Linked DNA regions of Homo sapiens: region 2 is linked to region 1. Evidence: chromatin loops called from intact Hi-C (ENCODE). Cell type or tissue: endothelial cell of umbilical vein. All regions are shown on one strand. Links, peaks and the distances in the headings refer to the core of each region. The heading gives the core; the rest is flanking DNA.

What was found. Hi-C counts contacts between places; a loop is a spot of excess contacts. Peaks named below come from ENCODE experiments on the same cell type or tissue, not always from the same donor. Only the 100,000 strongest peaks of a DNase experiment are listed, where the experiment ranks them.
Region 2: a loop joins it to region 1, with 8 times the contacts of the local background. A loop is called at or near these places in 1 of 110 quality-filtered maps.

The regions. Positions count from the first base shown.
Region 1 is chr1:81,831,994-81,837,634 of GRCh38, reverse strand. It overlaps ADGRL2 (adhesion G protein-coupled receptor L2), which reads right to left. Exons shown (of 24, transcript NM_001366006.2): 2 at 578-750. The coding sequence starts at 650. Among named protein-coding and RNA genes, the nearest start is that of ADGRL2, 34 kb to the right of the region's middle. In endothelial cell of umbilical vein, for the core only: no CTCF peak of the experiment used is centred there; a DNase peak (open chromatin) is centred at 2,564.
Region 2 is chr1:81,704,032-81,709,736 of GRCh38, reverse strand. It overlaps a transcript of ADGRL2 not described here. Among named protein-coding and RNA genes, the nearest start is that of ADGRL2, 94 kb to the left of the region's middle. In endothelial cell of umbilical vein, for the core only: no CTCF peak of the experiment used is centred there; a DNase peak (open chromatin) is centred at 2,526; H3K27ac peaks cover 1,997 bases.

The DNA.
Region 1 (5,641 bases), core at 1-5,000:
GCAATAGTGCTTAAGAAAAATTCCACATCTATTTTTAAGTACAAAGAAATAGTTATATTTCTGCAAATTTAACATTACAAAGAATATACATATACACACACATATACAGCTAAAGATATAAACAACATAAAAAGATGAACTATTATTAAAATGTAAGTTTTCATAAAAGACTACATATTTTAACTTAGGAGTTTTAGAATTATGCACACACTTAAGCAAATGTAACTAAAGATGAAAATTTCCACAAAATACTTTCCACTTTACTAAAATAAATGTAGTGAATAAATGTAAAATGTATACCAAAACAGAGCTTTCATTTAGTTCCCTCGGGATTATTTAGAATGGTTATATTTCATAAATGCACGTAAAATATAAATTCACATATCTAGCACTTTCTATATCATATCTGTGTTATCAAAAGAACTCAACCACCTAATAAACAATTCAATATTCAGGAAATAATTTTAACACCTATTTTTAAAATAATAAACAAATATTCTAGGCACTTCCATATTAAGAAGATTGTATAGTTCAAGTTCTCCTGGATTTAAAAAACAAAATGTAAACTGGATCTTACCTTCTGTATTTGGTAAGAAGCTGATTACAATGATAAACCACAGACTTCGCATTCTGCAACCAGAAGACACCATTATTGATCCCTTTAAGTATTTTCTTTGTATTCCTTAATGAATCTAGTTATAAATGCCCAGCTTCATCAAAACCATCAGTCTGCATCATTGATCTTCATATCTGAAAAACAAACAAATCCATCACTTACTCTATGGTCTTTCTACATAACAAAACAATTCTCTCTCTCCGTTCCTCTCTCTCTCTCCTGAATATAAAACATATTTTGATTCTATGTCCACTATGGAAGCTGCTCCTATACACTGGATATCTGAATCTTACATTCTGAAAACAGTCAAAAGCCCAAAAAGGTTGACTGCCTTTTTGACAGTCAAATTGCCAAAATTTGTACATGGCAAAATAATGCCATATACAAAGGGATTCTGAAAATGCCACATTCCTAATCACCAAATCAAACTTATTTCCCTGACTGCTAGGTATTCATAGCCCCTATGGATCCAGTTCTCCAAACTGCAGAGTGTACAAAAACTTCAGGAGTATGACTTAGTATTTCTCGGCTTCTAGGATCACATGAGACCAGGTCATTTGCTGGGTTCTGTCCAAGTGTTTTACTTCTTTCTGAGGTCGTGTGAGGAATCACAGCAAACATTAGCCTTATAATGCACATAAAATGAAGGCATTTCCCAAATATATCCAGCCTCCTCATTTAGCCTCTGAGGGAAAGGAAATCACAAACTTTTCTGTTAAAGGAACATCTTACAGTTTCTTCATGTTCGTTTCCTATTATTTTATTCTACATAATACTCTTACACCAAGTTTTCTCCAGTTATCCTTAACCTGCTGCAACTAAAGAGTTTTACAAAGTGCAGCAGGGAGGGAACTCTTCCCTCCCTTTCTGAGGTTGCATACATAACTCAGTAAAACAAACTCATTACATCATTTCGATGCTGTCACTAAACCATAAAGAAAATTTAGAAAACAAAATTTTCCTGATAACTTTTGAGTTCTTGCACATTATCTGACCTACTGTGCATTTACTACATGCTTCATGTAGCTTATCACACGGGATGCTATTAGCAGTACACTACATTCTACTATCAGTTCATTATAATGTAACCTGATTGGAAAAGCAGGCAGATGTTAAATGGTTTGAAACACTTATTACCTATAAAGGTACTATCTTGCTTTATTAAGAACACAACAAAAATAATGTAAGAAATTAATCTGAAATCATTCAGGCCCACAGTTTCAGAGATGTAAATGCTTCCCTAAGGATCCCTCTATGACCCAGAATTGGCCCAAGTTTTAGCTCTCTCTCTGAAAGCACTGAAGACACAGGGGAGAGGGAGGCATCACCAACATCAGTATTATGCCATTTAAGAACACCTCAGATGCTTATCTGTCCAAAGAAACAAAGGAAAATGCAAACTTCCTCAAAAAGAATGATGTATCCAAAATTAATCTGATGGAGACACATGGCACGCATCCCTGCAAAACTAGCTGGCTGGCTCTGTACATTTTTCACTCTGAGCTCCCATAGACTATTCAAAGGTAACCAAAACCAAAAGTGAACCTGCAGTTTACAACTGCTGTAGCAATGTGCCTGCCTTAAACCTGAAAGTTATTCTACATAAAGCATTTTAAAAAGTCAGATAATCTCATGGCTTGTCACATTTAAAAGGCCATCAATGAACAATTTCTTATATTCTTACAGTCTGTTCGATGATCTGATCAAGCAATCAGAATAATGTAAACGCGTGGATGAAGTGCTGCAAGTAAAATTAAGTCAGCCTTTGGACCACTCTAGATTCCAAGCAAAGAATTTTTACTGTCCAAGTTTTCATTGTTTGATTTGAATGAGCTAGTGCCTACAGGCAGCTTGCCCACATGCTCAACTCTTGCACACGTTTCCACTTTCTTAAAGTGATCCAAGATCAGTCTGTCTTCAGTCATCCACTATTCAAAGAGCCCTTGTTTGTGGGAAGGAGGAGGAAGGAAGAAATCAGGGACTGATGACTGCTTTGTAGGAAACAGCTGCCAAGATAGGAAAACCTCTGTTCGTGAAGGGAAAAAGGAGGAGGAAACCACACAATCAAGACCTCTATTGTGGTCTTTGGCCAGGAAAGAATATCTTATGAAAATTTTTATATACTAAAAATTCAGTGTATTCTGAAGGTTTGAGAATGTGAAACACAATTTTAAAAATACATATCATTCAATTATGAGACCATGTAAGTGGTTGTTTCTGACAAATGGAAACAGGTTCTAGAATGTATAAAATCATGGCTTCTTTTACAAAAATAAAGCTTAAGTCAATCTGCCTGTGTAATGAATAAGTAAAAAAAAAAGTCAAATTTATTTTTATCATTCTACAACCTGTGCCCAATCGCTTTTACATCAAATAAAATTATTTCCAAAACCTCAAGCTTTAAGTGCAATTTGGAAACTAAATCAAAAGATTTTACTGCTGTGACCCAAGTTTTAAACAACCTTCCATTAAACAAATGTTAATGAAAGTTGAAATACCTAACAAACCACAATCAGCTAAGAATAGAACGAATAAATAATCAAATATCATGACACTAATCCCAAGAAGGCATTCCTTCTAAATCATATTGGAGCCAAACCACTGGCATAGATAACAGCTAACATTTGTCCTTCAAATTCTGTAACTGCAAAAAGCTCAATAACAGCATTTCACAAAGCAAAACAAAAACAAATAACAAAACCAGAAAAGGTCTATTAAATTTCCTTTCAACAAACAGAAAAGATTACTTCAAATGATTCCCACATTAATAACTTTCTTTTGATTTTTAGAAAACCTTTTTCCAAGAACATCAAAGAGCTTAGGATGAAGTGGGGGAGGAACTGGGAGGGTAGAGGTGTAGTGCATGGTGAAGCTCCTGGTAATGCTTGCTACGTAATAGTTCATTTCTTAGTAAAACAAGATACAACAGATTTCTACTTAAACTATAAATGACTATGACTTTCAAAAATCCAAACCACTTCTAACGTACAACCTACTCCCACCTCTGCTTTTTCCTTATCCTTCAAATAAGATTCAAACAATTTCATCCTAATCTTGTTCCTATAAACCACAAACCATTGTCTACCAAACCTCTGTCATTTTTTTTGATCTAAGTATCCTATTACCCTGTCATGTAAAAAGTCCGTTAATGCATCATTACTATCAAACCTTCCAAAGCTGAGCAGTAACTTCCAGGAATATGCTTCAGCTGTGTATATCCCAACAGCCCTCAACGTTTTATACACTACGTGCAATGTACAGTCAGCTGCAGTCTTTCAGACAGTAACCTGCTTCCATTTATTAGCTGCATTAAATATCCCGCGCCTAAAACTGTCCGCAAAATTACTTAAAAGGACAACACCGCTAACTAATTTTAAGTCACATATTTACATTACATTACCAGGAAATCACACCTAGCCTTATTATGTGATGAGGCTTATTTAACAAATGTAGAAAAAATAAAATGTTTATTAATAAGCATCACTGAAAGAGAGTATAACACATTTCAAATTAATAAGGGCAAAAGAAAATTAAACTACAATTTTCTAAAACTGGTTAACTAATGTTGATATTCCACCAGGAGCAAAGCCACCATAAGGAGTTCTATCTAAAGCTTTATTTTTGGTTTCTACTCATGGACAGTGAACTACTGCAAACACTGGCTATTAAGCCCAAAACAGTTATAACATGAAGAGAACAGGAAAAGAAAAGAGCCAGCTAAGCATGAGAACTACCAAAGTCACCCATCCTTGTTATTATGCACTAATGCTGTGTAAAATGAAACATTAATGTTTTAGGTAAGCCTAAATTCTATGTACTAAATACATGTCAACTCTAAATGAAAACTGAAGTTAGCTTTACAAAATCAGTCTCAGATCTTATTTGCATCATAAAATTATAATCATTATGAGACAGAATTTACTAACAAGAGCCGCTTTTCTGTATTTTACCAAAACAAACAAACACAAAAAAGGATGACACTAACCCAATTCTGCCTTTTCATTTTCTGTGCAAAGGCTCAGAAAATGAAAAAATAAATTATAGTTTTATTTCACTTTAGCTGAACCTCAATCAGGTTATTCACTTTTCAGAAATATTTTATGTGTAATCTTTACAGACTAGATTTCCCCTTCTTAACATCAGAGAACACATCATTACCCCTGGGAGTTTTCCTTCAGTAAGTCAGCTAAGCAAACCCTTGCTATCCCTAATCAGAAAGGCTTTCTTAGAAGCTTCAGACATTCAGCATTCTTTGAGGTTTGAGTTTATTTTCTTTTCTTCACATGGATAGGGCTGGGGCTGGCAATGCTCACAGAGATTTTAAAACCACGTGGCCAGCCACTAGTCACCACCCTCTTTCTTCATTTTCTTTCTGCAGGCACTGCTATCAAGTCTAGAGGACATTAATTAAACTATTTATACAGAAGTCCCCTTAATATTCATCACTGGTCTTACCCTTTACTAAAATTTCTTCGTTTCGCAGACATAGTAGACACTCAGGAAATATTTCTAGTCATGGTACTTGTAATTCAATTCAAAAAAACTGCCTGAGGACTCTAGACTATTAGAAAGTTCAGGCCGGGCAAGGTGGCTCACTCCTGTAATCCCAGAACTTTGGGAGGCCAAGGCAGGTGGATCACGAGGTCAGGAGTTCGAGACCAGCCTGACCAACATGGTGAAACCCCGTCTCTACTAAAAATACACAAAAAATTAGCTGGACATGGTGGTGCATGCCTGTAATCCCAGCTACACAGGAGGCTAAGGAAGGAGAATTGCTTGAACCCGAGAGGTGGAGGTTGCAGTGAGCCGAGATCGTGCCGCTGCACTCCAGCCTGGGTGACACAGTGAGACTCCATATCAAAAAGAAGAAAAGAAAGTTCGGAGGAAATACAATGTCTTAAAATTGGAGAGGACTGCCATTTAAAAATAACTTTTTATTTACCTCAAATTGGGAAAAAGCTAACTTCTGTGTTGTCTGAAATACTGTAAGATACATATCACTAATCCTTACCAAAAAAGCAAGAT
Region 2 (5,705 bases), core at 176-5,175, 130 kb after region 1:
AATTTCAAATGCCTCTTAATAGTGTGGAGAAGAGAGATGGATGGGCAGAAAAACTGGGAACTGAGGAAACAGTGAGTAGGGAAATCAAGTGTCAGCTAGGTCAACCCATAGCCTAAGGACTCACAGAAACAAGAATAAAGTTTAAATTAAAAAAAAAATAAACTCCAAACACTAAGGTTTTTTTTGTTTTGTTTTTTGTGTTTACTTTTTATACTACTATTCTGCTTCCTTCAAGCCAAAGTCATCTCTTTTAAAAGAGAAAATATCTTCTTGATAACTCTGTACATGGGAAACAGCAGAAGCAATTTGGAATCCATGGTACATTTTTTTAGTCTCACTGAATAGAGGAGATAGTCTCTTGCAGGAAAGGAGCACCATTCAGTTGGCTGATGTAGTTAACATACTATACCCAAGAGCTAAAGCTCTCTAATTATTCCATAAAGCCTATTTTATCCATTGTAAAATGGATCTTGTCTCCCATTAGGTTGGTGCAAAAGTAATTTCGGCTTTTGCAGTACTTTAATGGCAAATACCACAATTACTTTTATACCACCCTAATGACTTCTCTGAAATAAGGATAACTTGTTCAATCAGTAGTATATCATCGTTTCATTGGCAGAGTTTTAGTTTTTCTTTTTAGAATATAAAATAAGGGTACATCTTACCATTGACAGCATCTTAGATTCGATGAACTATAGTAACCTAGGAAGAAAATGTTTGATTCTATAGTTATATGGTGAGACCATATTCAGAAGTGTGGTCTCTAATACCTTGTCTGTTTTCCTTTCCTGTCTCCTTGGAAAATAATGGACCCATCTAACGAGCAAGTAAGTTGATGTGTTTCAAGGCAAGGTAAGCAAGTTTGAGTAGCACTATTTGATCCCTAAGAACTTTAGAGTTTGGTAGAAAGCTTATACAAGCCCAAAGCAAAAAATAAAGGAAATTGTTTAGCTGAAGTATATAAATAAAATGTGATCACATAACAGAGATTTCTATAGAAGGAGTCCATCCTAATTTTTATGCTTCAAAATATTAAACATTTCCTCAGCTTACAATTTAGGATATATATATGTGTGTGTGTATATATATATATATATGTAAATTTTAATGCAAACAATAGTATATGTAATTACCCTTTGCATTACCCTTCTCTTCTGAAGTGCCAAGGAAAATGTGTGCAGAAACATTTATGCCTACATCATTATATGTGCATTGGCTAAACAATCAAAAGTACTTCTGCAGATGCGTGTAGGAAAATTAAGAGCATTCCCACTTCCTCATTCAGTCAAGACAGTCATGCTGTTCTGGCAACAGATATGCATAATGGAAACAATATTGCTTTAAATAATCAAAATACACAAAGGCACATTTTTCTGAGTGATTGGAAATAACCCTGACAAATGCTTAAATTTGGTAAATTATGAGCTAGCCAAGTTATGTTTGCATAAATATAATGAAAAGCATTTTTAAAAAATTTAGTAAGCATGTGAAGCACGGCATTCTCTTGGTAATGATTTCTTTGACGGATAAACCAACAACCGTGCAAGGCAAGTTTATGAAGGTGCCTCCTTGAGTGCTTTAGAATGTGTGTGTATGTGTGCATGTGTTTGTGTATATGTACACAAATATATGCACAAAAATAAAAAGTTTGCAAAAATTAGGTAAGTGGCAGAGATATTCTTACAACTAAAAAGAAAGAGAGAACAAGCGTAGGCATTTAAAATAGCTACTTATATTTGAAAAGAAGAACACAAGCTAAGTGCAATTGAATGCTTTGTTAATGTGGTACATGGATAATTCATATTCCCCATACAGAACTCTTGGATAACACAGAGATTACCTATTAGGTAAAAACATAATTATATTCTCTTCCAGCAAGCTAGATATCACACCTCAGCTGCACTCTTAAAGGGGTATCTGCATGTAGTTGAAGAGGAGCTGTGGGTGGCTAATAAAAAAGTATTCGAATAGGGCAAAAATAATATTCTACTCACAGGTAATATGGTGGTATTTGTTATCAGATTGGTTTGGGTAGAACCGAGCACTGAGCATCCAACATGTGGATGCAACAACAACAACAACAACAACAATAACATACATTCAAGCAAAAGCCGAGGAAAGATATACCTTCATTTAGGATTGTCCAGATTATCATGGCTTTTAAACTAAGCCTAATAAGGTAGGGAGACTGACCACTGAATTTGCTACATGGATAGCAAAGCTTTTGTGAGAATTCTATAGCTTTTAAAAGTCACCAGAAGCCAAGGAACACACTTTTACGTGAAAGGATTATCATCAAGGCCTTTTCCTATGGGCAGGCCACACAAAACAAGAAATTTTCACATTCTCCTATGAGGATAGACTGTATTCAAAGAGATAAAATAGGCCATGAACAGTGGGTGGAGTGGAGATGACATTCTTAGGGGAAAATTCCTTTAATTCCTAAGCATGAATTGTAGGAAGAGCCTGATTGTGATTTATGGCCTTAGTCATCCTTTTTTTCCCCCTGATAATTGTACACTGTAATTTTTCTTTCTGATAATTAACCTTAGTCATCAAGTTTTTCCCCATTAACCGCCACCCACCTTCACTTGAGGATGGGAAGTAACAGCTTGAGAGAAACCAGGATTACAACAGGCCTCTGGTTGGGTAAAATAGCGCGGCAGACCAAGTTAAATTTGTACTACTTTCCTCACCCTTTGAGGTAGTCCCTATTTCTTATCTTCTGTTCCTCCAATTTAGGGCTAAACCCCTAGAAAGCTTAATGCTTTGCTTTTGTTTCAATATTAAAATACATTAGAGCCATTTGGTAAGTCCTTATCACCCAGCTTATGACTTCTCTTCCTATGAAGAGAAATCTCTTCATGAAATTTCTCTCCTGAAAGTCATCCATGACTAAGTCATTGTGACAGCTAATGTTCTCATATTCCATCTTCCTTGTCTGTGTCTCCTCCTTGATGCCTGATCAGGCCTTGCTTCCAGAAACTCTCCACCCTTTCTTCCTTTCTTGGGACATTCTCAGTTTTCTTTTTAACTGTGTGACTGCAACTTCTGTCTCTTTCCTCTTTGCATTCTATGTGTATGTGATCTAAAAGTTTGTTCCTTAGCCCTTTTCTCACCTGTTCTCTCTTTTCGTTGACAATCTCACCTATCCTTTGGGTCTTGTCTGCAGAGGATGCCCACAGCTCTGCTGTTAGCCCTGCGTCTTCTCAGTGCTAAATACAGGTTTCCACCTGCACACTGCTCTTCTCTGGAAAGACAAGCTCTGGCACCTAAAACACTCATTACGTCCAAATTGGATTCGATATCTTCCCTCTCACATTTACATCCCCTCCTATGTTTCCTATTTTTTCAAAAATGTCATCACCAAGGTTTGAAACCTTAAAGTCAAGTATGACAGCTTTCCTGTCTCTCTGCAATAATATGCAAAACCCTGTCAATTTCTCCTCTAAGGTTTCTTGACCATTTATATCCTCTTTTCCATCCCTTTTTAAAAAAATTTTTTTATTTTTTTGTTTTTATTTTTATTATTATTTTTTGAAACGGAGTCTTGTTCTGTCACCAGGCTGGAGTGCAGTGACGTGATCCCCACTCACTGCAATCTCTACCTCCCTGGTTCAAGTGATTCTCCTGCCTCAGCCTCCCAAGTAGCTGGGACTACAGGCGTGCATGACCACGCCCAGCTAATTTTTGTATTTTTAGTAGAGACTATGTTGGCCAGGATGGTCTCGATCTCCTGACCTCGTGATCCGCCCGCCTTGGCCTCCCAAAGTGCTGGGATTACAGGCATGAGCCACCGCGCCTGGCCCCAAAATTTTTGTTTTTAAAGATAAGGTCTTGCTCTGTCTCTTAGGCTGGAGTGCATATAGCTCACATGATCACAGTTCACTGCAATCTCGAACTCCTGGGCTCAAGCGATCCTCCTGCTTCAGCCTCCTGAATATCTGAGACTACCACCATGTTTATCTAACCTTTTAAATTTTTTATAGCGGTGGAATCTTGCTGTTGCCTAGGCCAGTCTCAAACTCCTGGCCTCAAGCGATCCTCCCATTGCAGCCTCCCAAAGTGCTGGGATTATAGGTGTGAGCCACTGCGCCCAGCCCTTCACCTCTTTTCTATAGGCTGGCTTCCTGCTGTTCTTTCACAGGCTGACCTGGCTACAGGAATTTTGCCGTTTAAGAGCTGCTCCCAGCCGGGCGCATGGCTCACGCCTGTAATCCCAGCACTTTGGGAGGCAGAGATGGGCAGATCACCTGAGGTCAGGGGTTCGAGACCAGTCTGGCCAACATGGTGAAACCCCGTCTCCACTAAAAACACAAAAATTAGCCTGGCATGGTGATGCACACCTGTAGGCTTTTCTGCATCCAAACAACATTATACATTGCTGCCAGAAAAATAATACACAGGGCTGGGCGTGGTGGCTCATGCCTATAATCCCAGCACCTTAGGAGGCCAAGGCAGGTAGATCACAAGGTCAGGAGTTCAAGACCAGCCTGGCCAATACTAAAAATACAAAAATTAGTGGGGCATGGTGGCGGATGCCTGTAATCCCAGCTACTTGGGAGGATGAGGCAGAGAACTGCTTGAACCCGAGAGGTGGAGGTTGCAGTGAGCCGAGATTGCACCACTGCATTCCAGCCTGGGCGACAGAGCGGGACTCTGTCTCAATAAATAAATAAATAAATAAAATTAAAAGAAAACAACAACACTGTTTTGTTCATGTTTATGTGCATTCCCATATCTACATGCATTTGCTTCAGACATTTGCTTTGCCAGTATTTTTCTTTTTCTGCAGAAGTGTCTTTTTCTGCCATCATCCTCGTTTCCTCTCTTCAGTACCCCTATGTCATCCAGTATTTGAGTTTAACAGTTTTGTCTTTCCATTAGATGATGAATTCCTTAAGTAAAAGGCCTGATATGTTTATCTTCAAATCCCCTACATACACTCCAGTGCCTGACATAAAGTAGCTCCTCAAGATATCTTTGGTTTTGAATTAAGGTGAGTTTCATTCCTTTGTTTAAAAATCTTCAACATTCTCTATTTGCCACATGTTACAAACTGTTTTACCTGGTCAACAAGACCCTTAGACTTGGGATCTGGGAAAGGTGGGGAAGAGGAAAGCAGAGAAAGAGGACCAAAGAAGAAGGAAATTGGAAGCAGCAGCAAATGGCAGGCTGGAAGTATTCTGGGACCATTTTTGTGTTGTTCCTTTTCCTACTGATTACTATCTGGTCCTTGAAGGCCCAGACATCCACATACCACTACCACTAATCTCTCCAGGAATCTCAATGCTCAGCGCCCCTGTTAGACCATATCCAGGCCCGCCGCTCCCAGGGGATGCCCTGTGTCCACTGGCAGCCACTTAGTGACTGATGTGCTATGCTCTGTCTTGAGGCAGGAAAACCGGACTAGCCAGCTAAGCCTAAGAATGCACCTATCCTAAATGCTAATGGTAATTCCAGACGCATTAAGCAGACAGTCAGACTTTTAGGGCCTTCTCTTTTTGCCAAGTAATGCACAGGTATTAGATTTAACTGGTTTTTAGGAGATGGCTGCCCTGAATTTGGTGTTTCACCCAGGTGGTATGAGCCAACAGAAATCTGGGTTGTGTAAGAGGGGAAGTATGATGATGAAGGGAGGCCTAAGCATCCCCATACAGGCTTGTGTCATGTAGTTAAATAAATACATTTACTGTTACCAGCAA